2 separate regions of the Homo sapiens genome follow, and region 2 is linked to region 1. The links are chromatin loops, found by intact Hi-C in ENCODE. Cell type or tissue: sigmoid colon. All regions are shown on one strand. Links, peaks and the distances in the headings refer to the core of each region. The heading gives the core; the rest is flanking DNA. Region 1 overlaps BCL11A (BCL11 transcription factor A). Region 2 overlaps BCL11A (BCL11 transcription factor A).

Evidence for each region. Peaks named below come from ENCODE experiments on the same cell type or tissue, not always from the same donor. Only the 100,000 strongest peaks of a DNase experiment are listed, where the experiment ranks them.
Region 2: a loop joins it to region 1, with 2.7 times the contacts of the local background. A loop is called at or near these places in 8 of 110 quality-filtered maps.

The regions. Positions count from the first base shown.
Region 1 is chr2:60,469,229-60,485,790 of GRCh38, reverse strand. The region is part of intron 2 of BCL11A (BCL11 transcription factor A); the gene reads left to right. Among named protein-coding and RNA genes, the nearest start is that of BCL11A, 76 kb to the left of the region's middle. RefSeq lists enhancers at 16-515, 516-1,017, 4,239-4,739, 8,496-9,309. In sigmoid colon, for the core only: no CTCF peak of the experiment used is centred there; a DNase peak (open chromatin) is centred at 6,940; H3K27ac peaks cover 3,301 bases.
Region 2 is chr2:60,523,681-60,540,242 of GRCh38, reverse strand. The region is part of intron 2 of BCL11A (BCL11 transcription factor A); the gene reads left to right. Among named protein-coding and RNA genes, the nearest start is that of BCL11A, 22 kb to the left of the region's middle. RefSeq lists enhancers at 4,305-5,974, 7,853-8,412 and a silencer at 9,433-9,502. In sigmoid colon, for the core only: no CTCF peak of the experiment used is centred there; a DNase peak (open chromatin) is centred at 9,462; H3K4me3 peaks cover 1,835 bases; H3K27ac peaks cover 2,789 bases.

The DNA.
Region 1 (16,562 bases), core at 2,270-10,269:
CTTCTCTGGGTTGAGCTCAGCCCGTAGTTCACAAGGGGCATTGCTGGTATTTATAGACTGTGTTTGACAGTCCCGAGTGAAAGGCAACTTCACTTCTCACCCCAGAATAGCAAGCGTTGTTTCTCATATCTAGGTTGCTGGGACAGCTTCCCAGGAACCTAATATTCAGCAGCTTCGTGACGTTGGATGGAGGGTTTTTCTTTTTAAATGAGTTGATTGGCTTTTGCCACTTTACACATTGTTTTCCAGGTCTAGGTTTATTTTTCCCTTATAGGTAGAATATAAAAGAGTATGGGGTCTGCCCTGGCTCACACCGTTCTGTTTTTGCAGTTAGCTTAAAGGCATGGAGGACATTCCTGGGACTAGCATCTGCTAGCCAAGAACGAAGATGACAGCAACATGGCCGTAGAGGCATGGGCCCTGCTGGGGCTAATAACCCACTGCAGGCTATCCTTGGCATTCTTGCTGGAGTGGCCTTGCTCCACCCTACCTGGTCACTGTGCCGTTCAGTCTGGGCTATGGCCTCTCACCCCACCTCATCCCATTGCATTTCATAAGCCAGTAACTCCAAGGCCAGACTTCCATTACACTCTGGATGACTGCATTTATTTGCAGTGACTTCAAGGAAGAAGGGGCCTGTTTAGGAAATTAGGCACTGGCCTGGTGAAAAGGTCAACTTGCGAAATTGTGGCTGCAAGGGATGCCTTTTTCTTCCAAGGCTATGCCTTGGTGGTGGTGGTGAGGGTGTACAAATTGTTTTTTGTATTTCCTATTTTGATTTAAATACTGTTTTTTGTTTGGTTGGTTGGTTTTTTTTTTTTTTTTTTAAGTCCTAAACAAGTGCCACAGAGGATTTCTTTTTGGCTTGAACTTGATAAAATTTGGAGCACACAAGTTTACACACATGGTCATGAACACACACCCCTTCTCCCATCTCCCCAGACCCCCAGCACATATGTTCCATAATGAGGTGTTCCTAAGTGAGAATTCCCATAATTTGAGGTTTTATACTGGAATGGTGATAAGGGCAGGAAACCTCAGCCCATGTGCATTTTTTCTCGAGTGGTTAACCTTTCCTCTCTTTCTCCTTCTTTTTTTGCCCCCCTCCAAATTCCCCCTTCTCTTAAGAAAAAACACGTGAGCCATGTTGGAAGTACAGCCTTGACCTCAGCCTCACCAGGTGCGGCTGCTGACCGGTGCAAAAAAATAGGAAATATTATTTAAAAGGCAGGGAGGGGAGAGTTTCTGTTCCACAATCACTGCTGTTTCAGTGAAAAGCAACCCGGTTTATCTGTAAAACCTACTTCCCTTTCTGGTGAATGTGGCTGTTTTTGACAGCAGAGGACCCCAGTTGTTGAGGACTAAAGAGAGAGAAGATGAGAAAGAAGATGCTGGAAACAGAGGTTGGAGAAAGAGAGGCAAGGAAGTAGAAAGGAGGAAAAGGGGAAGAGAGGAGGCAGGGGGAGAGAGGGTTGGAATTCGAGCTATTTTCAGCTGAATGTGAGTGCAGATTTCATCAGGCTTCTGGGCTACAGGGAAACTGACTGTGTGCGGACCTTGCGTGTAACTTCCTGTGAAGCAGCCGTGGTGACTGCATTTTCTGACACTGTCAGAGTCTGGACAACCCTGCCAGCTCCTAGAAGGGCAACCCAACAACTGTCACAGACGAAGCATCAAAAGCATGAGCTGTCGATAGTGACCTGCATTTGCAGAAAATCTGAGGGCTTTCTAATTAACAGAGGAGCTCTAAATTAGAGTAAAGCTGTTCGACAAGACCCCTCATACGCGGTAAGTGTCACAATGCAGATAATCATTACATCTAACAAGCTTCTGATTTTTAACAGAAGCTATGAGACCAACTCATTTATAATGGTTCAGTTTCAAAGGGGGAAAAAAAAGCAACCAAGAAAGAAAAAGAAGGAAAGAAAAAAAGGGAGAAAAGGAAGAAAGAAAGAACAACCAGAAGAACAAAAATAGGAAAGAAAAATAAAAAGAAATCCTCCTTCTAGTGCTTTGGGCGAGTGCTTAGACCCAGTCCCCAAATTCTTCCTTTGTTGTCTGCTGAAGCATCCAGATACATCTTCTGTTTTAGATTTTCCTTACTGTAATCCACGTCTGCTAATATGCCAGCTCATTCATTTGATGTTTCCTGGGGACGAGCATCCTCTCTTGAGTTATTTCTGACAACTGCAGCATTCCACAGGGTCTGAGTTGTTGAACACAGTGCCCTAACTTAAATATTACAATCAAAACACATGACATAGACAGCAGTTGATTTGGGTTCTGCCTTGGACAGAGAAACAGACTGGGGCTAAAGGGACTGCAGCTATACCTGGGGACTTGCCTGAGATCATCTGGGACTTGCCTGGTCTCAAGTCTTCTGACCTTGGCCAGGGATCTTTGCACTGGGCAGGGGAATTTGAGTCCCAATTTGAGGCATCGATTTAAACCACTTTTCAAAGGCCTGAATGGAGCTGATTATTTGTGTGTCTTCTTTTCCTGGTCTTCCCCTTGTCAAGACCATTTCTCTACCACGGGATATATATTAGAGGGGAAAACGGCTGTAAACCCTGATTGTTGGCTAGCATTGTTCAGGAAGTGTAGCATTAAGGAGCAACACTTCTCTCGCCTGTGTTGATTCTCCTCCAACTACCCACACTATCCTTGCAGTTATTCATGGGAAATAATATAAATCACACTGCCTGATTCTTCTCAAACATCTCGCAAAGTAATCATGGGCTGAAGTGCAGGTTTTCTTGCAGTGCCTTTATCAGTAAATCAGATTTTGAGCATTTATCAGCAAAAGTTAGACTTAAACATCATCATTTCTGTAATGTTTGAAAGAAAGATTTGTTTCAGTGGGGACTCTGCCAATCAATGATCTTCCAGCTTGACTCTGCTATCAATTATTGCTGCAATTATTTGTCTAGTTGGATATTTAAAATGTCATCAGAAAGAGATGATTACACATTCTAGAAAGCAAGGCACTGTATAATCACATGAACTGAATCCAGTTAAATGTAGTGTGGTACTAACCTGTCCTTCAAAATAGAATTTTTGAGCTACCACTGAAGCAGCAGTCTTCTGCCCTGTTTTCAGGAAGCTGATCTTAACCTTGGGATGCAGTGTGCTTTCAGGGTTGGGTGATACTTAATTATGGAGAACTTTCCAAGTCTGAAAATGGAATTGCTCCTTCACATACGCGAGAAGTGCATTTTGGTTATCTCATTCATCTGCAAATCTATAAATAAGCAGTCCCTCTATTCTTCTTGCTTCCTGTGGATTTAAATGCCAAATCCTGATTTGTGGCAAAGTTGTCACATGCCCCTTTCCCACTCTGTATGCCTGGTGCCCAGGAACTAAGCAGTGGCAGTGGAAATTACAACTGTTTGGAAGCCAAGAAAAAAGCTCCATTTCTCACTTTTCTCCAGTTCCGGATATTCTCGGCTCTGCTCCATGTATCAGCCTCCTCCCCACACACCTCCTCCACTGCACACCCTCCTTCTGTCCGCTCCGTGAACAGGAAACAGAAATACAGCTCCAATTTTTTTTTTTAATGGAGGAAGAGAAACCACAACCCGAACAAAAAACTCAAAAACTAAACTCCAACCAAACTAAACTCTCAAGATAGAATCATGAGAGATGCAAAATGTCCAAAATGTCCTAAGTGGCTCAAACCACCCGCCCCTTAACAGGTCTGCCTCTCTTCCTGGGAGTCAGAAGTGACCTTGATGAACTGGATGTTAGGTCCAAAAATGACAAACAAGCCCTCCACTGGGAAACATCAGTCCAACCCCTTTCTTTTGACAGCAGGACTAGAACAGACCAGAGGTTCCGGAGAAGGTCTCTATACCTAGGTGGGTTTCCTGAGCTGGAGAATTTTCCATGGGGCTGTCTGTGTGTTGAGGCTTTTCCCCATTCACTTTCCCAATTCACTTCCCAGAGAGCATGCTGAGCTCATTCCAGGACACTGTGATGGTCAAAAGGCTCTCCCACCATCACACAGAATGTACTAGGGTTCTGTTAGAAAATTAATCTCACTTGTGGAAAAAAAATGCCCTTAAAACACTGGAGCCCTGAGTTGTATGTGCTGGAGCATGTGGGGAAAAGAAAGATGTAGGGGGTGGAGCGTCAAGAAAAACAAGACAAAAAAATTCACGAGCCATGGAAATGGAGAAGAAACACTGTTTCTGCTGCAGTTGCTCTTAGCCAGGGGCCAGCGTGGACAGCACTGTCACCTTGATCCCTGTCCTCCTTCACCTGCCAGCTTGTGGGCTGGGTGGCTTAAGTTCTAGCCCTGGGTGACCCTCTGACTCCTGAGAGCATGTGTATGTGCTTGTGGTGGGTGGGGTGTAGTGCGTTAAAGCCGCAAAGCAGAGGTGCGAAGGGCCTGGTGTAGGTCGTGGGAGACAGAGAGAAGGCCCTGGGTTCTGAATGTTTTTACTTTTCCTAGGATCCCTGCTTCATTTTTGTTTTCAAGGAGTTACTTGTTTCTCTCTTCTTGCCTTCCAGCATGTCCCAAGCAGAGATGGGTGGCTAGGTTTGGGAATGGGGTGCTGGGAGGGGAGGGGATATCCCATTCCAGGGCCCTTCCCAGTTTTGGGGCTGGGAAGCCTCAATCTCCTTGAGCACAGCAGGGCTTTGCCTTCTTTCTTCCCTGAGCTGCGGCCACCACTGGGCTGTACCAGGATCTAGTGCAACTTGGGTGACAAGGTGTGGGTGGCTGCAGGTGTTCTCCCTGCATCTGAGGCAGGGAGGCAGCTGGGGGCTTCCAGCCAGCCTGTAATGCCCCTCCCAGGTCTAGCTTCCTAGCCTTATTTTTAAGCCCTTTTAGTGGAGCAAAAACTATTTAGAACTATGAGTTCAAAAATAGGATTATTCAAGCGGAGGTACTTCACACTGTTCTTTCTCTTGGGACAGAGATGGGGGTGCAGGTAGGGGATGAGAATAGAGGAAAATGTGGAGGATTGCTAAAACAAATTGAGAGAGGAAGGAAGAAAGGGACCCAGACTAGTAATTGAGACCAATTCACCAGAAGACTTAAGGAAATTTGACATCCGCTGTAGCTCTTTTAACTGTGTAATTACACAGCATTTGGAAAGTGAATGATTAACCTGATTGTCCATAACAACCATTGAGTAAATACACTATTACAGATTGCCAAAATAGTACAGTGAAGCGATGGACCAGCAGCCACTTTCAAGGGGCTGTAATCCTCTCCTGGGTCAAGGCTGACCCAGAGGCTCCTTGGTTAGTGAATCATTTACTAGGGAAGGTTTCCCCTGGTCACTGCTGGCTCCATGGCCTGGTCCTTCCAGCCAGGTCATTTAGAATGGCTCTCCAACAGGAAGAAAAGTTCACTGCACAGCGCTTGAATCCTAATTATTTATTGAGGGGCTCTTCTTTGCCCAGCATGGTGCTGGACAGTCAGAGGTAGACCACTGAGTCTTGGTTCTTAGAAGCCTTGAACTTTTAGTTGGAGAACCAGTGGTAGATACATGCTGATTACAGGGAGACTTGGATCCAGGAGAAATGGAGTGGAGAGCCAGGTTCAGAAGAGAGACATATCCTTTACAGGCCTTTGTGTTACCTAGCCAGTGCCTTCATGTCCCCAGCCCCCTGGCCTCCAGCTCCTCCACCCCCACCTTCCCCCCTCCTCGCTGTCCTTGGTGCAGAGTGGGGCAGTCATCTCAGTGGGGCCTCCTCCCGGGGAAGTCCACAGCTTGCTCCACACCGGAGGAGCCGCCAAAGTCAGCCAAGAGCCGCAGGCCATAAATGCAAAGTATGATTTAACAAAAGCAGCTTTTGAGTGAGAAAGCTGAGTGGAGTTGTCCCAACCTGTCAACTTCAGATTTCTTTCCTCCTCCCCATAAATCAAAAAACGGTTGGTGGAAGGGAGGGACAGAAGCGTTTCATTTTCAGATTTTGTAAGAAAATAAAATAAAATCAAAAGAACCTGTCCCACGCTGATACCTTACATGCCAGGTTTGAGCCTGAGGCAAATTTTTGTGGCCATGTAATAAGCCTCTTTAAAATGGTGACAGACCCTTGACTCTTTGCCTTGAATTACATTGATAAAAGACATTTTATTGCATTAGAGCTGGGGCAGGAGTACAGGACGGTTCTTGCCTGGTCGGCCTCTTTGAAACCGCGTCAGCCTGCCGTCCACACTCTCCACCGCCTGACAGGGTTTGAGTGCGATGGCAGCTGAGATCTGTGGGCCGGTGACAGAGGGGGCTTTCTACCCAGCAGTAGAAGGTTGAGGCCCTGGAAGCAAAAGGATTTCAGCCTGAGGGGCTTGTTAAGGGAGAGTTATTCTTTCCTGTTCCTAGTAGACCTGAGAGAGCTTGACGTTGGTGGCCTCTGGTCAGCCTCATGGTTGGGACTGCGTGGAAATGCTAGACCTGAGAGACCTCATTTCCCAAGCAGTCTTAGAGAGACTCAAAACAAAAAATGGTCTCCGGGTCCCACCGTGGTGTGTGGCCGCTGTGCCCGCAGAGGCCAGGTGTCCATAGGCTGAGTCCCCACGTGGACCTGCTAGGTGGGTAGAAAGGAGTTGAAGATGTTGTGCTGTTGGTTGGAGGAGCTTGGAGGTGTCTGGGAACATTGGATGTTACTCATATGGAATCAGCAGAATTAGTAGAGCCAAGAACAGACGGCAGTGCCACACCCCATGGCTGGACTGAGGCTGCTCCAATGATGGCAGGTTGTATCTGCGGGCATCTCCAATTTGCTCAGGGAACTCTTTCCAGATTGGTCAGTGGTATAAATGAAGGATTAGGAAATTGGGTAAAAAGCCAGGGAGGAGGGAAAAAAAAAAAACAAAAAACAAAGCACGTCAAAGCCAAGGCCTGTGTTTTGTTCTGTGGGACTTTGCCAGAGAGATGAGGACTGAGGCTGGGCTGCTGTGTGCCTGGGAGGCGGGAAGGTGCTGAGGCACTGCAGAGAAGCAGCTGCAGCATGCCCCGGGCAGAGGCCTGTTTTCTGAAAGAAGGACTTGCCGTCATGGGAGGAGGCCTGGCCTCGCAGCACCAGAGCGCTCCTTCATTCAGCCTCACCTCAGGCGAGAGGGCAGCCTAGTTTTATTCCTGAAGAAATGTTAGAGCCTGACCTGCTAGACCATTTTTTTTGGTAGAGCTTTGAAGCCTTAAATTAGTTCTCATAATTTCTGAGCAGCTCTGTGTTAACCATAGGACATAATAGGTTTTAATTCTGGAGAATGGCCAGTTCTGGTTCTCAGAATCTCTTGGCCAAGACTGTCACAGAGTATTAGGCCTGTGAAGTGCCTTCCACGCTTCCCCTGAAGTCCACACACCAGTCACTCAATAGTGCCAGAAAGGCAAGTGAGGAGATTGCCTGAAAGGGGCTGTATGACCAGTGTCCAGACGACAGGTTTCTGCCGCGGCCCTGAGGTGGCAGTGGGAGGGGTTTGTCAGAAGGTGGGCAGGGTCCTGAAGCCCAGCCCTGTCCTCCCTGTCCACAGCAGGACACTTCTGAGATCTTCGAGTTCCTCACTGGGAGGTGAGGCTAATACCTTCCCTCATTCCACAGGGCGACTGTTGGGGCAGGATGTGAGGAGAGTACTTTGGGAAGAACATAACACTTTCCACCCAGCCTGGGCAACATGGTGAGATCCCATCTCTACAAAAAATACAAAAATTAGCCAGGTGTGGTGGTGGCGCATGCCTGTAGTCCTAGCTACTTGAGAGCTGAGGCAGGAGGACTGCTTGAACTCGGGAGGCGGAGGTTGCAGTGAGCCAAGATTGCACCACTGCACTCCAGCCTGGGCAACAGAGTGAGACCATGTCTCAATTAAAAAAAAAAAAAAAAAAGCTTTCCATAAAGGCCAGGACAGATGTGCTTCCTTAAGAAGGGCTAGAGTTGGAGGCCTTGCCCTCCTCTGGGCTTGTTGGCCTTGGGGGAGGCCTGACAGAGCCTTCCTGGGGCTGCCTGTTCTTCTGGCCCCTTCTCCGTGCACAGACCAGTCTTGGATGATAAGTCAGGAAAGCCCTCCACCTGGCCGGGCTGCAGTGTCGCTGGGGCTGCCCACACTTGCTGACCATGGCTCCCCACTCCCTTGTCTCTCACAGCACCACTGCCCCTGTTTCCACAGTGCCCACGAACAAAACATCAGGAGTCTCTTGGAAACACCATGTTTGATTATTTCTTTCTTTCTTTCTTTCTTTATTTATTTTACTCTAAGTTCTGGGATACATGTGCAGAATGTGCAGGTTTGTTACATAAGTATACATGTACCATGGTGGTTTGCTGCACCTATCAACCCATCATCTACATTAGGCATTTCTCCTAATGCTATCCCTCCCCTTGCCCCTCCACCCATGTTTGGTTTTCTTTAGCTTATTCTAGTATTTTCTCAAGACCGATCGAAATGATAATATAGAGGCATAAAGCACATTTGTTGTGAGTTGATGCAGATAAAAAGGCTTGGGGTGGTCTTCAGAGTAATTTGGGAGTTGTGTGTTCTGCTGGCTTTGATAGACAAGCCCTTCTCTGCTCTGGCAGGTGTTATCAGAATCAAACGTTTGCAAATGATCATTCTCATCGCATCCATCTTCACAGCCCCATGCCTCTTCCTGAATGCTCAGTTGAAAATGCGTATTTCACCTTCCTCAGGTATCTAATACTTAACCTGGGAGAAACGCAAGTGTGGTTTGCAAGGCTTTCCAGGTGTCCAAATGATGATTTCCCATCCTTTTCTTCATTTCTCGAGTGGGGCAGGGAGGCATCGGGGTGTTTGTGATACGTTTGTGTGAAGCTGGACAATTCGGGTGACAGAAATATGTTCAGGGCAGTGTCTTTTATCGTCCCTTCTAACTACAAAGGCATGGATTGCAGTTGAGCCCCACTTTCAGAAGGCCCAATACACACAAAAATCTCATTAATGGAAACTGATAAATTAGAGAGTGATTTTTCACATTACAGAAAGATTGTTAACTTTTCAAAAGGTTTCACCACAGGGTTTCTTTAAATAGTGAGCTCCCCCACTGAATTTAAAGTGTTTGTTTACAGATCATTAACTACTTGACAGAGAGGATATTGGGGGTTGGGGGAAGGAAGACACACTTAAAAGGTAAAATGTTAGAAGCCCTGCCAATTTTCAATGAGCCTGGAAGGGTGACGAAACATCTCTGAAATTATGTTGGTTAGCAAATATGATTTATTTTACAGAAATTCATTTTACACATGGCTTTCCAAGAACCCTCCATGCTGATGGGGTGTGGTGGGAGGTCAAGGACCACAGGGTGCTGGGCTTTGCTGTCCTGGTTTGTGGTGGCTGGGGAGAGGACTCCCTTTTCTTAGAGTCCTGTGTGTGCCTTTGTGAGCAATGGGTGCCAGGCTCTGGCATGAGGCCGAGCTTTGCTACTGGACTTCTGGCATGAGCCACTGAGACCTTTTCCCTTGACATTTAGCCTGGGTTTGGGGAAGTTTCTTCCTGGTTCTCTGACCTTCAGTCTCATTGGCTCAGGACACACCTAGGTTTCCTCCTTGAAGCTCAGACATGTAAACTTTGCAAGACTGTGTCCCAGGAGGTTGAAATCCATCATCAGGCTCACTCTCTAAGCCTAAGGATTAGCCTGGGGACCAAGCCCAGCCCTGAACTCTCCTATAAGGCCCTCCTCATCCAGGTCAAGGTCATGAGGGGAACAGGTGTATCCTGGCCAGCTTCTAGCACGGCCTATAGTAGGTCTCTTGGTTGGTCCAAAGGAGGCCTGGACTTGCATGGGAGGCAGGAGAGAGAAGCCACCCCATCTAATCCAGTCTTCTCCTTTTAAAGATGGAAACACTTAGGGCCAGAAAGAAAGGATTTATTCAAAGTCACGAAACAGCTGGTGAGTGGCAGAGTTGGGGTTGCAGAACTTAGGTTCCTGACTTTCCTCTAGCAGTCTCTCCAGAGGAACAAGTCCCTGCTTCCTAAAGGAAGAAAAGAATCCGGGGAGTGGTGGCAGTGGGAATACATAGAGCAAGGGCATCTCTGAAAGTAGCTCCCAAATAACCTGATAAATACCTCGGATAGAGGCAAGGCTACACCCCTCCCCCTGCCCCCACTACACACAAACAAGATCCTCAGCTGAGGACTCAGAGCAGGAGTAAGGGCACCCCTATCCTCCCCATGGCTTTGAAAAGAAGAAAGAGGGGAAATTTGGAGGGATGGTCAAGTTGATGATTGAAGAGACAAAGTAGTGTAGGAAAATCTCAATGTTTCTTGCACAGTCATTTGTTGAAAATGTGTCAGCAAGTACAAGCCCATCTTAAACTGGCAATGAGACATCTGAAATAGATTATTTAAGCCAGGGAGGCAGTATTGCAAGGAAGAACATGGCTATCAACACTTGTTTGTCTGACTCAGAGGAATAAAACATAGTAAATTTTGCCTTAGCGGGCCACCCACATTCATTGGGGGAAGAAACAATTGAGGTGGGGGGAAAACAGAACAGATGAACCTTCATGGAGTTTCACAAGAGTCCACATGGTTGTGTCCCTTATTTTCAGAAAATGTGAAATTGGAAAATACGCACTTGTGAAAGCTGAAGATGTCACAGAAATCTTCAGAGGATTTATTTAGATGGTCGTATCCTCCGCTGTCAACTGGATGAATCAGTGTGCAATATTTTGATGTGAATGTAACCGCCTATTGGGCCCCATTTACTCTGTGCCCACCTTGGGCTTTGCTTCTCTCTAAGCATCTTTACCTGCTTTTTCTTTTTATCTAGGATATCCTTTCTCTTGGCTCTCCAGGTTTAACTCATAAGTTTTCCTCTTTCCCAAAGCCTCTCTCCCTCCCTTCCAAATGGAAATAATTTCTCTTCCTTTGAATTTCCATAGCAGCTCATCTGTACCTCTCTCATGACACACTTTCTACATGGGGGTAGAGCAATTTCTGTGCAGGCCTTACCTTTTCTACTAAATGAAGCCTGCTGTGGGAGAAATCTGTGTCCGTGTTTTCTTTGTACTGCCCACAGCGGCTAGCCCATTGCTTTGGGCATTGTAGGCACTCGGTAAATATTTGTTGAATGAATGCATGAGAGGTTGAATGAATGCATGAGAGAATGAATGAATGGAATTTATCCTGGGAACACACATTTTGCATAGTGAGGTATGTGATTAAACAAACAAAAAAAAATTGTCCTAAGACAATTTGTCTTTTTATGCAGCTGCCCTCTCAGTCTCCTAGATAAGTTCCGCCATTCTAAGGCAAAAGCTTAAAGTGTAATAAAAATTTATCTAATTCACGATCAAGTGAAAATACTTTGGGCCCAGAGCCAAAGAATATTATTGGAGTGAACTTTTTTTAACACCCTAAATTTAACCAGCTGGAATTCTTTTTTTAAGTACCATCCTATTCAACCTTTTGAAATGAAGGATTTGCCTTTTAGTGGGAAATCTGCATTTCAACACAAAGATGGAACACAATGTCTTTGGCTTAGTTGCTTTTCAGAAAAGCAAGATTTTTTTTTTTTGGAATTATATGCTTTGCTTATGTTAAAGACACAGCTTGCAGAAAAATTTTGTTTAGGCCTGACAGATTGGTGGCTGGCATTTTTATAGATAAAGGGGCACGCAAAATGTCATCTCTACTTCCTCCCTTTATTGAGAAAAAGCCTAGGAGGAGAACTCTTAAAAGGTGAAGTTAGTAACCTGTTGTTTGAGTAATCAAGGCTCTAAGAGGATAGCATTGATCAAAAAAGAGTTTTAAAATGAGTGATTGATGTTATTAAAGTCACTGGTGAAGTATCAAGGAATCTAAGGACCATGAGAGAGTTTCAGGGAAGAAATTCTATATTGTAGTGTCTATAATTATTGCTTTCTTTTGTTTTTGCAGAATACACTTTTTAAAGAACATCAGGATTTGGTAAAACAGCCAGTAAAAAAGCAATGAAGGAAAAAAAATGCACATGTAAATGCTCATTTCTAGAACAAAAGAGAGTGCGATTTTGACAATATCAGAAGGTTAATTAAGAAGTCTGTGAGTGATGATAAAGCTGGCACATTTTCATTACAGATTGACACAACTCAAGTCACAGGCATAGCTAATGTTTGCTCTATAATACTCTGATAAGTCAGAGAATCTAAGTGAGAAGAACTGGTATCTATGGTAAACATAGGGTCAAGAGCTAGATGCGGCTGAATAGAAAGGACATTTACTTTGCAGTTAGGTAAAGAAGCCTCTAGCTCAGACTAGCTGCACTGTTGTTATTTGTGTGGCTTGAACCTAGTAATCGGATTCAGAACTGGAATGGGTTCCTTCAGGGTACTTTACAAACGTTCAGGATGCATTTTAAGTGTAGTCTAGAAGGTGGTACATGGAAGAGCTGAGGGACTTGAGGATTATGGACTGCGAAAGGACTGTAGGTAGTCCTGTATTTTGGCCTGTCACCAATATAGAGACCCCTCCTCATCATAGTGTCATCCATTCTCTTTTTGAAGACCCAGGGTGAAAGAAAGGGGGTCACAGTGTCACGAGATAGCCCATTCCACGTGGGACAGCTCTACTGCTTTTGTGCCTGTCTCACTGAAAAAAAAAAAAAAACAGGGAAATTATCTAAAAACATATGTTTAGGAAATATACACACATTCACACACGTACACAGACACATATGCACACACTCACATATACACACACATGAACACGCTAACACACATGTGCATGCACATGCTAACACATGCACAAGCATACACACACATGCACACAGTCACAATATACACACATGCACATGCTCACAAACACATATGCATGCACACGCTAACACACATATGTACACATAAATGCTTGCAAACACACACACACGTACATTTTAGTGAATAGCACACATCTATGTACTCCTGTGGAGAGTCCTGTGGTTTTAATACCTGTTAAAGTTGGGCTCCCAAAGCAGTCATTAAACGTGTTGGAATGATGCTTTTTGCTTAGCTGTTTTGGCACATTTGGAAATCTGCAGTATTACCTGTTGATTAGTAGACAGTAATGTGGCTGTATTACACACCCAGTGATTAGTTTCAGAAACAAATAGCATGTTAATAGTCAAGGAATCTTTGAGATGTTCTTGAGGAAACCAAAAAACTTGATTTAATGACTTAAATTCCAGGAACATCCCACTGGGCTTAGAGCTCTTTGTCAAAAGTTGGTACCCAATATATGTAGAAATGTAAAGTGACCAAATGTATAACATTAAATCAAAGCCATTCCCAGTTTGCTGCATATTTTTTAATGAAACCTGAAAAATAAGAGTCACTATTTTTAAATTCAGCCATAAGGAAACTTTGCAACCTAATAATGTGTAAGGCATTTCTGAGGCCCCAAGTGGAAATACTGGGTCTAGAGAGACCTTTATGAAATAGAACAGGTTGAAACACCTTCCACCAGAAAAGTGTAAGACATTTGAAAAAAGATTGAGTCAGAAAAGGGAAATGTGTCCCATTTGAGAGACCAGAAAGGGAAACAAGAGTCCAGTTCCTGCTGTGTCCGTGCAGTTGCCACAGCTGCGTTCGCTGACATGTCGGCTTTAATGGAAGCAGTGAGGACACAATCTGTCTGGCACAAGCTGGTTTGGGTGTTGTCTCATGCTAAGAAGGCCCTGGACCTGATGGAGAGCCTGGACCTGTTCCCTGTCCTTATCAATGACAGACGGAGGGTGGAACCTGAATTTCCTAATGGAGGGATCCTTAGGGATTCCCTAAGCTTAATTTGTTTTTGACTGTTCCAGTCCTAAAGGAGGTGGGTCCTGGACAGGAGGGAAAACAGCCTCATGGCCCATGGGTCTCTGCCCAGGGAATTTCAAAGCTTCCAGCGTTCATACTTCCCTTACCCTAAGACAGCAGTGCTGATTCAGCTTGAGTGTGCATGAGAATCACCTGGAGAATTTATTCAACATAGAAGGCTGCTTCCCCACCCTCAATTTCTGATTCAGTAAGTCTGAGGTGGTGCCCAAGAATTTGCATTTTGAACAAACTCCCAGGTGATGCTGATCGGGGGTGGGCCTGGGTCTGCGCTGTGAGAATCACTTGCCTAAGAGCACTAACAAAGAAAAAAAGAGGACATAACTAGATCACCCACTTCCTAGCCAGCAACCAGAGCCCATCTCTGGCTGGGGAGAATGAAAGCGAAGGTGGGAAAAGAAGAGGCCCTCAACCAGGGGCAGCTCCTTTTCCCCACCTTGGCCTGGGAAGGCAGAGCTGCTCCTCGAGTTTGACGCTCAGAAGCATTAATTGTGATACTTTACTTTGCCTAAGCCGTGATGAAATAATTGAAGGCATCATAGCAAGAAGTTAAGCCCTAGGGAGGCTATTAACAATTTAGCATTTCCAGTTCATGTGGGAATGTCGATTTTACTTACCAAAGAGAATATTATGGATGTGTTTAGTGGAAGAAGCAGCAGAATCAGCTGGGGTCCCCAGTTGGCTTTGCTTTGACCCTCTTCCTGAAGGAAGATAAATGCAAGGGTGAGTCTCACAAAGACAGTGTGCTTTTTTTCTAAAGTAAATAGCTTCTTAGGCTGATAGAAATGTTTTTAGCTGTCTAATTCTGCAGGGGAAGCAGAGGTAGAGGGTGAACACAGCAAAGGTGAGGCCAGGAGGCCCAGGCAGCAGAGCAGGCCTTGTTTTCCAATTGTGAGACCAAGTCAGTTCATTGGCACCTTTCGAAAGCCCCATGTAGCGCTGCTGGGCTGGACCCTCCCCCAAGACGGTTAAGTACTGCTTAATGGATCAGTAGAAACAGGACCTTCTTGTTGGGCAGTGAAGACCACGGCAGGAGCAGCAGGGGGGAAGAGACAAATTCCCAGGAAAGACCACTGGATCAGGAGTCAGGAGATTAATTCTAATCTTCACATTGTGGTTAATCATCAGTGTAGCCATGGGCAAGTCACTTAATTTCTCATGGCCTCAGTTTCCCCATCTGTAAAATGAAGGGACAGACTTGATGATAGCTAGGGTTTTTTACAACTTAGAAAACAAAAACAAAAACAAAAACAAAAACAAACTATGCTGCCAGATAGTCAGATGAGACCTCACTTTGCCACACGGCCAGACACTGTAGAGATCTGGTCCTGCCGTCAGCTTGTTTAGGGCTAATGGGTTTGTAGACAAGTTTGCCAACAAGAGATTCATGCGAGGGGCTAGGCATGGATTAGGTTAGCAGTTCTCCCATTTCTTGCTGGAGGCCTGCTGAAGCACTTCAGGGTCTCTTCCCAGAGTAAGTGGCAGAGAATTTGAAATTTGATACTCCCCATACAAGGATCCAAGTACCTGTTGCGTTTATGCTGGGATCACAGAGATACCTGGGTTGCCTGTGTTTCCTAAGAAAAGGATGTCTGTTTTGGCAGCAAACTTAGTGAACGGCTGAGGCAAAAACAAGTGCAAAGATGGATTCTCAGATTTCTCATTGAAAAATACCATGACAAAATCTGTAGTAATTTTACGCCACACTCTCAATTCACTTGACGTAAACAGTCAAATGTAGACATACTTGTTTGTTAAGTCCGGTCTTCCTGCTTGTGTTGGTTCACTTTGTGGTGTTTATTTTGTTTTGGGTCAGAGAGGATGAAATGTCTCTGTAGATGTTCTCAGGCTAGGTGGTGCTTCCACCAGGGCTTCCCTCTGCAGGCCTGGTAACAGCAGACCTATGCTGTCTGTGTAAGAGCCTTCTCAGCAGCACACCATCGTTACCCACCAGGCTCCTTGCGAAAGGAAATCTTGTCCCAACTGCCTTGGCTGTGCTTGGCAGTGTGCTCTATATAAGGAGAACAGGATGTATTTTACACTTGAGACCTGCTATCCTAGAGTACAACAACAACACTTCTAAGTGCTCTTAATATTAAGCTAATGGAAAACATACTGTTTGTTCACCATCAAAGTCTGTTTTTCTTGTCTCCCGCCCTCCCCAATCATCATGAACTCCAAACCTCTAGAACACACAGAGCGTCTCCTGCACCATCTATCCTCCAGTCTGTCTCAAGATGGACAGCTACATGGTTAGTTAGCTAGAGGAGGACTTGGAAAAGCTAGGCACTTACCACATAAACCGTAAAATCCCCAGATTGCACAAACCAAATTTTCCTCTTCTCAAAAAAATCTCAGTGCTACAAATGTTTCATTGACTATTAGATTCATTTTATTAGTGTGAGAAGTCACTTGTCTTCACCAGAGTACAACAAAGTGCAGTAAAATGGTGAAGATGGGTCAGGGTTTCTGGGTGCTGGCATTATTGGAATGCTGGTTCTTTCCTTGTCATTTAATGGTCAAAGTTATTTGGACCCCAGAAGTCTAATCTTTATCTTCCATTGCTTTGTATTGTGAGAAGCCACATCTGTGTAAGGTTTCCAGTTGACAGGATTCTAGAGTATGGCCCAGCTCAGTCCAGAAATGCCCAGGTTTCCCCTATCACTGAAGGCGCTATCATAAATATAGCATGGGAAGAGGGGGGCAGAGGGACAGAGAAAGCAAAGTGGGACTCTGTCCCATAAAAAACGATTCACAAATCTACTCATTTCCTATCAGCATTTTGCTTTTTGCTTGGGTTTGTCTATAAAGTAAAGTTAATGTAT
Region 2 (16,562 bases), core at 5,620-13,619, 51 kb before region 1:
AGCATGAGATTTAATCACCAAGCATCTTTAGTACCTTTCTGCTTGTTCAGATTTCATTTGGGTCATGGCTATGTCAGCAGTGTTGTTATTTCAAGGATTAAAAAAAAAGATTCTAACTTAGAGCCCACTTTTAACATTATTTCAAATCAAGCAGGTTTTTATGTTATGTATCAATTTGGATGACATTAATGAAGTTCATAAAATATGTTCAGACTATATAATTTAATGGATAATGACTACTATTTTTATTTGTAATACAAATAGGAAATTGACTGTTGTCTCCCTCCCTCCTTGGTTCTTTTCTCCTACCTAGGTAAATGGGCATCCTTAAACAGCTTCTCCCCTTTACGACCAGGGTATAGAGCACTGGCCAATATCAGTAAATTTACCTTTGTAATTTGCCACGTAGTTTTTACAACATGACCTAATTAATTTGAGCACGAACCATATTATTGCTACTGGAGTCATTTTCTGTCACAAACTTAATTTCCAGGAAATGTAACCTGACAAATAAGAATTCTTTAGCTCTCTACATGTGCTCCTAGAGACCAAAGGCAGATTTAAAATAATAATAATTTTAAAAGTGCCAGCATTATTAAAGCCAGTATACTTGATGCCAAACTCAATTTGAAGCCAGTAAACATCAGACTGTATTTCTAATCAGTTTTAAAATGTAACTTATTCCATATTGGGTTCATTGGAATTTGTCTCCCTGCTTTTTACTGGCCAGCTGCACTCCCTATGCATTTTTAAAACATTTCAGCAAAGGCTTTTGCTGTTCTTAGCAGGGTTAGTAACTTGGGGTCTATTTCTGAGCTCATTCGTCATTCTGCAATGGCATTGAGTTAGGTTGGCAAGGGAAGGATTTGAGGCATGGGGGGTGGTGAGGTCACTTCTGATCCCAGCAGGGAATAGGTGAGCTTCATTTGCCTTTACAATAGGCGCACAGTTACTGCACCTTGGAGGAGCTCTCAGGTGCCGCTCAGATGGGCGCATGTAAATGCCCTGTCAGATGCGGAGCTGGAATATTAATGCTTCTTCCACCACCACACCATAATAAAGCTGTACACAGCAAGCTTAATATGCAGCTAGTCTGGGGAATTGTATAAACTTAGATAGCCCAGTGTGAAAGACAGCAATGGAAAAATGCTCGATATGCCACAGTTTCCATTCTTGTTCTCCTTTGATCTATAGCGAAATGAAAACATCATCCTTTTCTTCTCTTGGAGTTGTCTCCCCAACTCTGCCACCTCCCAATTCACCACCAGAATTTTTTTGCATGTGCTGGTATGGAGAAATGCAACATAATTTGTTTCATATGGTTAATTACAGGCGTTTGAATATTTAAAATTTTAAATAGCCACAGTTCCAGCTTTTCCCGTTAAAAGTATGTGATTTGAACAAAGGGAGTACAGTGTAAATATTTGTGGTGATTTGCAACACCCCTCTTTCCCCATTACACACACACACACACACACACACACACACACACACACACACACAGAGAGAGAGAGAGAGAGAGACATTCAGTTTAAATCTAGTACTGATCTAAAGGACTTCTGTACCTTCATTTGTACTTTTTTTAAAAAACAACTTTCAACTGGAATTCCATTAAAATATTTCACCATTATATTTTTGAGTCCACATTGCTTGAGGTTTTAAAGAAGATTTTTATAATGTGTTCCTTTAACAGAATCAACAGCTGTCAGAAGCAGTTGTGGTAGATCCACAAAACGTATAAAGAAAAATACACGTTTCCTGAAACAAAACACTTGGAAAAATAAGCTGCTAAGAACTGGCGAATTAGAAGTTTGCAGACAGGGAACTGAAGTGTCATCTCTTGGTTCACCCTGGAGACTGATGTGAGTGGATCTGATGCAATGCTGCTGGAAGATTTACCTGCACAGGTTGCTCCTCTAAGGCAACGCGCAGTGCACGATTGACGTATGCACCAGAGCTAGGCTGGGCCTCAGCTCGCTCCATCTTTTGCCCTTTTTGATCTCTTTAGATAGATAAAATACCAAGTTCTCAGAGTGCTAAACAACAAATTATATATACCTAAAGGTGAGATGATCAGGTTTAAACTTCCTGTAAAAGAGGCGAGAAGGCGCCTTGCACACCCTTTTCCAGATAGGGCTGGCAGCATGTTATTCAGAACTGAATCAGTCTCTGCCAGAGAATTCCCAGTGGGAACCTGGAGCAGGTATGTTGATGAAGGGGATACCTGGGGACCTTTGGTCACTCACAATGAGTTTTTGTTTGTATTCTCACTGTTGTTAGCATTGCCAATGAACAATTGCACCTACAATTTGATTTTAGTTTTAGATAGAGGCGAATCCACTGATTAAAAACTCCCATTAAAATAAAGAATGGAATTATTGTGAAACCTGCAAGGGTGCCTTCAAAAAGAAAACCAGTGCTGTTGTATACCTACCTCGCCTTTCTATTTGCTTTTTGAACTTTCTAAAAAACACAAGGAAGCTTTTTGCTAAGCATCAGGGCATTTAAATTTATATTCATCAGTTGTTCATTTTCTTAATATGTAATGATGCATAAAAAGGCTGCAAGGAAATCACATCTGTTAATTTTTAGGGAAATAAAGTGTAGCTTGGATTCTTATGTTGGAGCACAAAGCACTATGTGCCAAGTCTGTTCCTGTACATTTTAAATATAGAGTTTTAATATTTGGCCAATCCCTGCACCTCCTCAAACAAAAACAAACCTCAAAAAACTAAGAGAACCAAACCTGAAGTATTCTCCTTCACCAACTCAAGGTATACCATGATTTTATGATTTATTTACATTTAGGGGGGAACCCCTCAGTGAACCATTTACTCCCCATTTTAACTCCCCTGCCCCGATCCTTTCAGTTTCCAGTTAAAACAATGCATTAACCAATGTTAAATCTTAAATCTCGTGAGTTTCTCTCCATCACACCCTAATATTTTAAAAAAATTATTCCTTTACATTTAAAACTGAACATTGGCTACTGAAGAATGATTTAAAGGCTGAAAAAAATTTTAATAATAAATCGTAACCTTCTCATGTTATGTTTTTGTTATGTTAAGGAGAAAAAAATCAATAAGGAAAAATTTAATTCTGATAAAGATACTCTTGGATCTTTGAAAACAACTGCTGTCCTTTTAACTAAAACATTTGAGCAGCTTCAAAGACTATGTATTTCTTCTGATCTTGGAGCTGTGTGACTGGTAGCAAGAAAGAAAAAAAATCTTATTCTACATACAAGTGGATTGCTTAACAAGTCAGCACAGACACGTACTTGTTTGTACAATAGAGATAAAAATTCCTGTATAAAAATAATTCAGCTGCTGACAGCAGGCATTGTTGTTGGACCTGTCTTTTGTGCTTGTCCCAGCTCTGGGTCCCCCTCCCCTCCTATCTGCTTGGGGCAGCCTGCTGCCTGCACACTGCTGACCAGAAGTTAATTGCTATATATTAAGTATATAGGTATTGTATTTAAAGAGGAATATCTCAAGGCTTCCTATATGCATTCCACTTTACTTTCTGATGTGATTGCGGTGTTGCCAGCAGGGGGGTGGCAGGCAAACGCTCTAATAGGGAAAATCACTTGAAGGCAGTTAGGGGAAATTTGGCCTTCAAGTCCCATTTGCTCTGTAGTGTAGCATTGGTTTCTAAACTTTTGTTTTTAATCTAATTCTGATTTGCCCTGTCACATCCCATATCAACCCTCATTGAACTCTACTCATGTAGAGTAACATTAGTGTCAAACGGAATTGGTCAGGACTGTGGACCTGTGGCTCATACAGATGGTTGTGGATGTGGGTTCCATGCAGCTCTGCATCCTATCCTTTCTAATAAATGTTAAAATGTGGCACATTTCTGAGCAGGGCCCAAGGATAAGAGAGTTAAGAAATCAGGGGGTAGTACCTGAGATTTTTCTCCCTTCTCTTTCCGATTTCCTTGATAACATCCACATTTCCGGTAAGATCAACTCTAGGAGAAAGTCTGAGGCTGGGGGAGAGAGGGGGAGAAGGGTGCGGAGAGAGGTTCTTGGAATATTCTTCGATAGCAGTTCAAATGAAATCCCCACAGCAGAGAGCTTTTGGGTCTAGCAGTGGAGCGGTAAGCTGGGACACGTGGCCTTTCGAAGCTGTTATTCTCAGTCTGACTTGCACACCAGCTGAGATAGGACTTAACATATACTTTCTTGCTTTCACCTGGGTTGGAGAGGTTGGGGTTGGGAGGAAGAGGAGGAGTTCATTGGGAATTCTGTCACTAGAATTTTTTAAATGTCAGGAGGTTAGCAAGGTGTGAGTTAGCATTCAAGCAAAGGATTCTTCTCCAGACTAGTAATTGGAAAGCCTGCAAATCCAGGTTCCCACGATACTCTCTAATAACTGGGGTGGGATGGTGGTGGTGGGTGGACACCACAACTTTCTGAATGTCAGCTGATGTCTGCATGACCCGTTCACCATGGATTAAATGCGGCTGGTGCCGAATGGAGGAAATCAGAAAGGCAAATCTCAAGCAACAGGATTTGCACTCCTCAGAAGTAAACCAGACCTTGCTCCTCTCCCTCCTGTGCTTCTCCTTTCTTGCTGGTTTCCCTTTGGAAGCAGAAACTTCTAAAATTAATGCCACTCCAAGCCAATGAAAAAGCTGTTTTTATACCACAGTGGATGTTTACACAGGAGAGACAACTTGAGGGGGAAAAGGCTTTTTGGAAGGGTGGAGGGACTCGTGTTAATCTGTTCTGTTGGAGGACTATGCAGTATTGCCTATGAGCGACTCTGGGCTGTTTTTGATAAATTACCATGTTTAGAGATAGGTTTGGCTCTTAAGGGCTTAGTTTTATGAACAAAGTCCGTGACGATGTTTGCAGCCTCTGTTTGTATCTTAGCCCCTTTGGCTTGACTAGAAGCTCTATGTTTAGTTTAAGCTCAGTCTGGAAGATATTACAATTTTGCATTAAAAAAATGAGGAAATCATAGGAAGAAAAACCCTTTGCTTTTTGGATGAATCTTACTGATAATTTGCTAAAGCTCATTTGAATTTTAAGCACTTCTTTAATCTTCAAAGGCTAAATTGCTTTATGAATATGCATGGTGTGGGCAGACTTCAGTTCATTACCTAGTTGTAAATTCTAATGACCATTAGGTCCTTCCAGTAATTGCGAATTGTTTTGCATTTTTGATTGGCCTATTAACATGTACATTCGGTGCACATCAGGCTGGCCTGTCAGCCTGCTGAAGGAGAAAAAAAAGGTGAAAATTGTTTATAGCACCAAGATTCTTAGATTTTCAATCTTGCAAAATTGATGATGTAAAAAAATTAAAGCAGTGTTTTTTCTTCTCAAGATTAAAAGTTCACCAAGAGATTTGACATATTTAATTTACATGATGACTTTGCACTCCTTCATTAATGTAATTTGCATATGAAGCTGTTGTTAATCACTTTTGATCATGTTTTGTGTATTAGCTGCCTCAGTGGCTCTCCTCCTCAGATGCCCCAGTAGAAAGGAGCAAAATGATGCATCTTCTTGCCAAGTTTCCTTTAGTGAATTGAGGAATTAGAAGTCTAACCTTGAGTAATTACATATGTTTTATCCGTTTTCTTTTAACGTTAAGTACAGTTTGTGAACGTGTTGGCTGGAAATCGTTCTCATTTGGGGAGAAGACTGTAAAATTTAAGTATATGATTGAGGCACTTCCAGATACATAGAGAAATATGTATTGCCTGTTTCTGTTCCCCACGAACATTGCAGGGCAGTTTTATTGTTAGCAGTTTGATGGCAGGAAGCCTTGGCTATTATAGTGTATTAAGACATCAGGTTCCTCCTTTGGAGGAGGGAAGGCTACAGAACTACAAACCTTTCTAACAATGCTTTAGGTTTCTTCTTTAGATAGATGGCTGGCACCTAAAGGACTTGGGCCTGGGTTTGGCTGACTCTTTTATCTTTTAGATCAAGTAAGTTTTCTCATTCAGCTGCTGCTCTGAGCTACAATGTGTCCTCCCCTCATCACCAAAGTATATCCTGGTCTCCAGGCTCCCTGGGCTCCCAGTGTCTCCCTCAAGGTACACGAGTGCCCTGGTGGTGAAAACAAGGTGCTAACTAACGGTTTCCGATTTTTGAGAGCCTGTGATTTTGGTGTTTGCCTTTGCTGTTGAATAACCTGTGCTGTATTATTGATGTTCATCTTTGGTTTATGAGTTTATCACTGGTTAACAAGCAGAATCAGAACAGTGTAACTGATATTCTGATTAAAACGAATGTTTAATGAAAGAAAATAAATTGTGATGGAAAATGAACAGTGTGTAAGAAACATAACTATAATTTTAACCTCCGAGGGACCTAGCACTGCCCTACCGTGACTTCCATCCATACCATGCTAAAAGCATGCTTCAGTTTAAAGTTGTTAATATTCAGCTGGGAAACAGTATCCAGAACACAAATAAATTATTAAGTGCATGAACTTTTTAGGCAGTAAGATGAACTGATGGGGTCCATCTGTGAGATCCAGGGGCTTTTTATTTGTGTGTGTCGAGCGATTCTGCCCTCTCCGACTTCACAGCCTTTGGTCTCCGGCCAACTGCATGCATAATTGATTCCACACGCACTATCATTTTCTTGATGTAATTGCTTTACTAAGATATGATGAAATCTAATGGATAATTTGCTATTTGAAAATGGTCAAAAAAAATCTTCATACTTTATGTGGGGCTGAGTGGGCAGTGGAGAAAGGGGTATTCAGCTGACCCGGTATTTAAGAAAACAAAACAAGCAACACTAACTTATGCATGCTGCTTCAGTCGCGTTGGCTGTGGATAGGAAGGTCTTTGTGACATATGGAAGCCAGTGTATAAATCTCTCTCCTTCTATCTTGCATCACCCCCTTCATTCCTTCTCTCTTTCTCTCCTCTCTCTCTCCCCCAAACTTTACAAGAAAGGGATCCTAACAAGGTAAAAAGTAAACAATTTAGTCATCACAAGCCTTATTATTCAGTCTATCCAGGAGTTTTGCCATGTCGGTTTATTTAACTTCCAGGAATGTAAACACTGACACAGCCCTAGAAGCAGCAAGAAAGATTACAGTATTAGAGTTAAAAACGTGAGCATGGAGGAGCTGTGCTTTATACTCTGCTATAATAACACTTTACATTGAAACATAATGGTAAGTCAAAAGTGACTGGAAACTTCTGCTTATATGGAGTACAAATTTCATTCTAATAGATTGGCATAATCTAGTGTACCCAGGGTAGATTGTTATATAATGGAGAAACTGTATAAATGTCAAGTACACAAATAATTCTACAGGAAGTAAATAAAAAGTATTAGAATTTCTTAAGTCACCATTAAATTTTGGTGGTGGGACAATCTCATTAGCTCCTTCAAAATCATGTGGCTTTGCATAAGTCTTTTGAAAATGTATTTTCAGGGAATTTACAGATGGTGAAACATTGTTTTAATCCAAACCAGTTAATGCTTTAAATCTACCTTTAAAAAAATTGTACTGTTTTTCGAAGTACTTAAAGGGAGTGGAGGGGTAGAAAGCATATAAGTGAATCCATCTCACTGTGGCAAACTGTTTTTCAAGTAAAGTCATAATAATGAACAACACATGATCTGAAATTTGATCAGCAAACATATCCTTATGCCAAGGAATTTTCTTTTTTTCTTTCCTTTTTTTTCTTTTTCGCCATTCACATACCAAGGTTCTGTAAATCAGTAAACCAGGCAGAGAGTAACTATTGTAAGGGGGAAACCAAATCATAATACCCAGAGTGGCCCAGAAGCTGTCTTTCTGAAGAAACATTAACGCCACCACCACCAAAAAAAGAAAAACAAAAAAACAAAAAACAAAGCAAAACAAAACAAAACCTTTTTAAAAAACTGGAAATGACAGAATAGTTTTAAAAGGAAAAAAAAAAAAACCCAAAAACCAAAAAGCAACAACCACCTTCTGACGCTCAAAACTTCAAACTATTAATAGACCACCAGTGAGATAGACTGTCTTTGTGCCTTGAAATGCAAAATGAGGGAAATAATTAGCAGAGGAACAAAATTCTCAAAATTTGAAGAACTTCTGTGATTACTGGGGGTACAGTGAAAAGAAAATGCAAATTTCTTCCTGATCTTAATTAGATTCGATTGTGCGGTGGGTGTGTTGGATTTGGGGGGAGGGGCAGAGGCAGGGAGTGCTGGGGTGAGGCGTGAGGCTGAGTGTTGTGGAGACAGGTTAGCAGGGGCCCGGCGGTGTGGCAGGAACAAAGGCAGCTTCCAACGCTGGTGCAGGATTCCGAGCCTTAACCCAGATGCTCATGGTGCCCTAGTCTTGAGTTCTTCATTTAGGTGGGCTTATTTCCCACTGGGTCTGGGGGATTTCATTTGTCCTTTGAGGGGCAGGGTGGACACTGACAGAACAGCTGCGGCCGGCAGAGAGGGTGGTTAGGAAGAGGGAAGCAGCCTGTGGGTAACTTCCCGACCACATGGAAAGGCTGAATAAGACGTTATGGACCCTGCCTTGGGTACTGGGGTCAGCGTCTCCTGGTGGTGTCTGCACAGGGCCCCCCAATGCCAGGGCACTGCCAAAACACGCTCTTGAGTTTAATGGTAGTGGTTGGTCTGAGTCCTGCCAAAGTGTATGGAGCAAGTTTCATTGGCTGGACTTTCCCCTTGCATGAAATAATAAAAGCCCTGGCCAAGGCTTATGAATCTATTTTTGTTTCATTAATATTATTTATTATGTATTTTATTAATATTTTTTGGAGGGACCTTGCTCTCATTTGACCATTTGTAGTTATAATTAATGCATTCCGTACTGGTTGTAAAAAGTGTGCTTGCATTTAATTGCAAGTCAGGGTAAATTAATGGATATGATTTAAAACAAAACTCACTTAAAATATTCTTGCAGAACGCAAAGGAGGGGGCAGTCCCAGTATTTAATTTATTTTCTGGTTTAGTGTTAGTGTGAGAGGGTCGAAAAGATTCTGTGGGTCCAACGGGATTTGTGTCTGTGTGTGCAGGACCGTCGGGCAACACAGAGGGAGGAGAAAAACCTGGACCGGAGTAGGGTAGCCAGGAGCTCTTTTTTTTTTTTTCTCTAATTTCTGAGGTTGCCAGGAGGGGCTTAAGCAAAGTGGTCAAGTCCATCTGCTCCGGAGAAGGTGGTAAAGAAAAGAGGTTAGTGGCAAGAGGGAAGGAGCACAAAGGGAAAATTGTACATTGGGAGCGTTACTCTCCCTGGCCATGGTGTAGCCAGACTGGTTTAGCAGACAGAATGATAGATTGTTTTGTCAGGGGTCCCAGGGTGCGCCCTGAACTTGAAGCACTTTGTTTATCTTGAATAGAAAGGGAAAAGCGCAGACATAATCGATGTCTAGTTTTTAGGAGCTCGAAAGAGGTAGGAGAACAGAGAAGACTCAGGAGGGGTAGTGGGAGGTGGGGGAGGTGCAGGCCCTGGTTGTGGTTGTCCATTAACAGATGAACTTGGCCGAGGGCCAGGCTTTAGATGAGAGCGTGTCAGGGCCCCAGTGCAGCCAAGCCTTTTCAGTGTTTTTTTTTTCCTTTTTCTTTCTTTCTTTTTTAAATACCTGCTGACTGTACATCAAATGCTCCCTGGTCTTTTGGCTAAAGGCAAAAAAATAAAAAATAAAAAAAAAAAGAGACGCACAGCTCAATTTTTTCCCTCCTCTGAACCAGTTGAGGCCAGTCTTTTGGCTACATATGCGGGTTCTATCATCTTTCCTGGCTTGCCGTTGGGAAAAAAAGTTGTGATAACGCCAGTAACCCGAGGGCCAGATGGGAAGGGTTTGGTTGTGTTCAGGCGACCAGGTGTGAGAGCTCGTGGTGCAGTGGGGTGGGGCGTGGCCGGCGTGCCTGCGTGTGCAGGTAAGAAATCAGTGGAAACTCTTTTTTTTTTTTTTTTTTAAATGGCTGAAGTTTAACTTGTTGGAAGGGCCTGTGAATTAAGCTGTCGGTGGCTGAGAACGATAATATGCAAGGAAGGCTCAAGGAAGGCTCAAGAAAGGCCAGGGGTGGGGAAAAGGTGCTCTTGTTAGAGGCGCAGCCTTTCCTGGGCAGGACCCAGGACCGATGGCAAACCCATGTGTTTGGGCTTGTTTTGTTCTCGATTTTCTTATCTTCTTGGCCTCTTCCTGTGTTTTTTAGTTTATTGTGACATTATGCATTCATATATGAATGTTGGCAAGCAGGAGTCATCATCCCAATAACTTCCTGACATTTTTAGCTCTTTTAATGTGCAGTCTTTGCCCTCCTGCCACAAGTGGCGAAGTAATTGAATTTCCCTGTTACTAACTGGCAGGAGGCATGTTCTAGTTCCCACCAGAGGAGCTGCTGGGGCTAAAGCTGGGTTCATAGAATCCCACCTAGGGGACACCAGGGCTTTCAAGTGGTTTGGGGACCTGTCTGAAATGATATTCACACAATAAAAAATATTTTTCCCATCATAGACTTGAAAAGGCACCATTGTGCACATCTATATAAAATGTGATAAAATCACATTTACTTCCCCTGGCTAGGCCTCATAAGGGAGGCAGGATTTCCTTCTCCTTTTCTAGTAGCAAATAAAAACTGGGAAAATTTGGGGGCCTCTGGGTTTATCCCATGGATACCTGCCCCCGCTCCCGCCCGCCAACTCAGCCAAGCCCTTAGAGGCAGTCTTCTCTCCCACCTAGATGTCTTTGTAACCTGAGCTGGTAAGAAAGGGAGGAGGGACAGAAAGAGGGGAAATATGCCCTTGACATATGATGTATCTTCTTTCTTTTCTTCTTCTCTTTGATTACACGAAATAAAATGGTTTAGGCTGAGGGTAAAGAAGTAATACCATTTCTAGTTGTGCAACCTTGGGCAGATTTCATTCCCTAAGCCTCCGCTTCCTCAATCTGTAAAGTGGGGAGAATCACGGGGCTTGCCTCATAGGGCCTTTGAGCATCCTATGAGAGCATGTGGGGGCGCTGGGCTCAGTGCTGGGCACATGGTAAAACATGTCACAAAAGCTCATTACTATTACGGTTATGACTCATGGCTTGGAACTGTGTGCTCCTGGGGTCTCAAAGTAGTTCCCCCATTATGGGGTGAGCAGGTTGGGATGAGAGAAGAGCAGGGCAGGTGGGGGTCTAAAGAGCTCAGGGTCTCATTATGTTTCTGGTGGCAGCTCCCTCGTGGGTGGGAGTCCCCTCTCCCCATAGACGTGTGTTGCCTTACGAGAGGCTTGTGCCTGCCTGGGTGTGTGACACAGTTACTCTGGGTTCAGATTTCTATGTTACTGCTAGCTGGTTGGGAGAGTCTGAGGGAATCATTTCACCTCTCTGTGAAATGGAGATAACTCAAGGTCCCTTACCTCATAGAGTCCATGTGAGAAGTAAATGAGGGAAAGCACAGACATTACTCGCTCCGGGGGCTGCACCTCCAGAATTGCTGTTGTCATTATTACCATGTGTCTGACACATTGATATTCCATCCCACAACAACCTCGGAAAGGAAACACTCCCATTAGCCTCATTTGGTAGAGGAGGAAATTGGGGTTCATCAAGGGTTAAATGACTTCCCTGAGGGTCCACAGTTGTTCAATCCTTTGGCCTGCGGCCGCCACCCTCTGCTACCTCTTCAGTACGTTTGCAGCTTTCTTCAGCGGTGCCAGGCAACAACTGGGCAGGAAGCTCTGGTGCTGGACAGTTGTCCCTCCCATGGGTTCTGTGGTCAAGTTTTTCAATCTTCTGGGAAAGAGAAGAATGTTCCCCTCCAGTTCTGGGCATATTGAAGGAGCACGGAGCTGTTGGGAAAAGTTGCAATGTAAGGAATCCTGCTTTGCAAGTAGTCATTTCCCCATCTGTCCAGAATGAGCCTGAAATCAAGTGAGGGTCCTGAGAAACAGAGGGAGGAGGTTTTACTGTTTGTGTGTGGCTTGGTCAGGAGACTGCAGTGGGCTGAATGAGAAACTAAGCTCGGACTTTTAAGAAGTGGTGAGGCTTGGCCTGCAGCAGTTCTGTGTGTTGTCTCTGTGGCATTTACTTCTCGGATCGTACCTTCAAAGGCTGGGGAGAATCAGAATTATACAGGGAGGGAGAGACTGAGTGTGAGTGAGTGTGCGTGGCAGTGGTGTTTCTTAGGACGATGGGTTCTGGGGGGTCATAATCTGCTTCGAGGAGGTTTTCATTTCTGGCTGAACAAGGCTGTGGTAAGGCAAGTCCGGAAGGCATGCTGGAAACTTGAGGGAAGTTTTGAATGGAAACTGCAGTCAACAGCTCCATATGATCCGCATGTGGCTTCCCCAGAGGCAAGTTTTCAGCTGCGTGGTGGCCTCTCCCAGTCACTCCACAGGCTGCCCTGACGCTATTAATATTTGCTGAAGCAAGACCTGAGGTTCGTTGCAGATGGATTACACAATGTATTCCAAAACCAAATGTTACTGTTTTCCTGTATTCTCCATCCTTTCAAATTGGCCAGGCTAACATAGACCTCCACTGAGAGAATTTCAGAATCATTTGGTAGTTGAGAAGCGCCTACTTCATGCGGAGGCCCCGTGGGAGGAGTGGAAGAGTTGGCCTCAGCACTGGCGAGTATCGGATGGGAGCTCTGCTCACTTGGTAAGTCCTTCTGCTAGAACCAAGGGAGGCTGTTCAGATCCATCACAAAGAAGTTGTCGGTCACATCCAGGTTGTCTTCTGAGTTTGAGGTGGGATGGAGGTGGCTGCTGAGAATCCATGTGGGTCAAGAGCTCCAAAGCTTCACTTTTACTTCGCACTCTGTCCCGGGGCATGGACGTCCTCAATGGAGGTCATGCAAGCCCTTCCCCCTCACCCCTTCTCTTGGCCCTCTTCATTGTCTCTACATACCCTTGGGTCAAGAGTGTAGTGGTTCTCCCTTGTCACCCTGGAAGAGAAGCTCTTAGTTTTATTTGCTGGGTCTCCTAGACTGAAATGATAAAGCTGAAATGATAAAAGGCGTATCATGGCTTTAGAACCCTTCTTATTTCCCTCGCTCGCACCCCCTAGTTTTCCTTCTCTTCCCTTGAAAATCAGTGAAAATCAGGCCACATCTCTGATGATGGCCTTTTGTTTCTTTTTCTTTTTCTGTTTCTGCCTTCGTTAGGTAAGCACAAATTTGATGTCCCAAGAGGCAGGCCGGTGACCCTTCAGGCCAAGTGCCTGGATGTGGCAAAGCTACAATAAATATCGAATGGTGAGAGCAATGGAAATTTAGCAAAGCCATAACCGGGGAGACCTCAGAGGGGCAGTGGACTGGTTAAGAGGCTGTTGGATGAGCCGGGTAGTATTTCTACTTCAACCTGATTGAAATGTCGACTAAAAATCAATGCTGTTGACTAGTGATAATTTACAACGTTCCTGGTGCTAAGTAGTTCCCCGCTTAAGAATGCGTTGGCTGGGCAGAGATTAGCGCAGGGAGTTGTGTGTGTCACAATGAATCAGACGCATTATAGGTCAGCCCTTTATTTGTTTCATCATGACTTTTACACAGTTGTCATGTAATTTATGGCTGCTTTCACGTTGTCAAACATTTTCATTGCATCTTCTTCTTTAACACCCTCCTGACATAGACACACTGCACTTGAAGGCTTGGTATTGTTTCATAATCCGAGAGGAGGCCTATAAACCATCAAATTACACTATCTTTGGGCTAATCTAAATGCGCTGCAGATTAAAATCAGAGCTCATTTGTCCCTGATGCAAATTATTAAGTTCTAATTATAAATACCCATTTAATTACCCGACACATTTTTATTTTGCGGACCCTTTTGAGCACTGCTGTCTGCGATGCAGAGGGGGTGGGGGGAGATGCATAGGAGACAATCTGCAGTAATTAATGTACACTTCCCAAATGGTAAAGGATAAACATATGCTGCTTTGTTTGTCTTATTTATTTATTGATTAGATGTATAGAGACTTTGGCGTGGGCACAATCTGAAGTTGAAATCCTTTTAAAGATGAAAACTATTTAAAAATCTTTTGGGGAAGAAAGAGCAAAATATAGCCAACCAATAGCTTTCTGCTAGAACACATCATCCCAAAATATGGGATTCTGAATTTGATCAAATCACCAGTTTCTGAATTTGATCAAATCTAGATTTTGCAGAAGTTCAGGGTGAGAGAAACCATGCCTGTTTTATATCTAGAAAGTGAAATCATTGTTATAGAAAAAACCTACTGTGGTTAGAAAAAAACCACATTCTTTTTTCCCAGCCCTGCTGCCATCCTCTACCAGAAAATAACAGTATCTGCCTGTAGTATGAAGACCTTCCAATTGAGAGCATTATGATAAACTATTTTTGATTACCAAACACGAATGAAGGAAGAAGATAACATAAAAATTAGTAAAGGCCTTCCAAGTAGACATTTACCCTTCTGTGAAAGCCATGGAGAAATTACCAAGACTGGTTTGGGGGGAGGGCATTTAAGGTCTTTTGGGCATTACAGATTTTCCAGAACCAAACTTTGACTTTTAGTGTTAACAGAGAGACACTGATCTGAAAACCAGGACACCTGGGTTCTGACCCTTATTGTATCATGCTGTGAGATTTTGGGCTCCCTTCACCTGTTAGCATTTGTTTCCTTGTCTTGTAAAGTAGGTAAAATAGATAGTTTGGACTGGGTGGGTCTCTAAGTCCCCATGATGTTCTAGCATAGTATGAACACCACTGACCAGTTTTCTCCCTGCTATTTTTTGGAATCTAGTTGCTGAATGGGGCTCACCTGCAAAGACAGCAGAATATTATTTTCTTGATTTGCCTCAAAGATGGAAGCTATGGTGGAGATTAAGGCTTGGATTCGTGATTCCCCAACAGAAAGCTTAAAGGCATCTTTCAAATTGCTGGAAGCAAAATTGAAGTGCAGTATAATGGAATGGTGATAATTCACAGAAGTTTCCAGCCTTATAAGATTTCTCCATCTTTTAATTGTTGCAAGCTGTTTTTTTTGAAAAACTCCAAAGAATGTAATGTGTATTTTCTCCAAGTTTGCTTTTTTGGGCAAATGTAACTACATCAAAATAGAAGTACGTTTTTGAAAAAGAAATAGTTGAATTCAAACAACCAGGTATTTTAAATTCAATTAACTGACTGAATTCAGTGATATTTTCCTCCTTCCTCCTCCCAAAAGCTGGTTTCTCTGTATGGACATAGCCTACATATGCTGAGTCCCTGGAGTTAGGAATTTTTGCTTGTTAAAGGCATCCGATGCAACATGTTTAGAAGAACTCTCCCTCTGTTAGTGTTGAAGACAGCATAAATTGAGGGAAAATGTTCTTTTTTTATTCATCATGTAGGTAAAAGCATATGGCCTGTTCTGGGACATGCGATCTTTGCAATCCATTTTTTAAACTTGGTGTTTACCATTGGCTTTTAGCACGGATGTTTCTGTTTTCCACACTGTCCAGCAAATACCATTTATATGTGGCATTGAATGAGATATGAAATGTTTTCAGAAGCATGCTGAAAAAGGGCATTCAAAGTTATCCTTTGGATAATGATGATCTAAAACTTTCTTTTATTATCCCATGTGCTCAGAGTAAGGGGCAAATGAATCAGTTGTGAAATATGTGTTCCTTGTAGGACACAGGCACTCTTGAGATCTATAGCTTCAATAAAAAGGTAATTTATTTAAATTACTGCCTCTTTAATTTATAATGTTTTGGGGATTTTTAATAGGCATGCTCTGTAAGGGCACTGGTAATCAGCTGTTTCTGATTTTGCATGCTCTTCTATCTCTGGTAACAAAATAAAATCTTAAAAAACAAGAAAAAAGAAAAAAAAACAAAAACAAAAACAAGGAACATAAAGTTTAGCCCTAACCCAACCCAAAAGCAAATAACAGGCCGAATGAATGGCAGCCCCCCAGAGGCTCTACTTTCCCCTTCCATTATTACCTGAAATAAAAGCATGATAACATTCATGCCAGAGATAGGTGACAAAATTATGTATTCAGACATGAAGTTTAGGATTTCATAGCCCAATGTTCTCTCTTCTCCCCCACCTCTTATTGTGTTGTGCAAATGTATCAGCCGTTGTATTGTTAATGCATGATAGGAAGCTGCCGCTAGGACAGTCTTGGCTCACTAATGCGGTCAGCTGTGTCACAATGTGATATATAGATTATATTTACCATGGCATATTTTGTTTGCGAAATGGGAGCGGATGATAAATGAAGATACCCTCCAGTTTTCACACTAGTTCCTGTGGTCCGGAGTCTCTCAAACAATAAAGCACCCCTGATAATGGAGAGGTATTTATGGGAACATAATTGACTTCAAAGTTTTAGATCTCTGGCTGAAGTTTAAGATGGGATAGTCCATTACATTAATGTCTGTGCTTAAAGCTCCTATTTGGCTTAAATAAATTATTTAGGGTTTACTGCTTAAACCTTGGTCAATTCTTGAACGTTTGGGCTAGTTAAGTAATTTTCCAGTGACTTTCTGTGCCTTGGTGATTCATTTACTTGATTGAGCTCCTGTGTGCTCGTATGATTTCTAAATGTATTTCTCAAGTTTTGCCTGGCAATGAATGATTTTGCTTACTGGAGTCTTGTGTGGTACACCTATAAAAGGC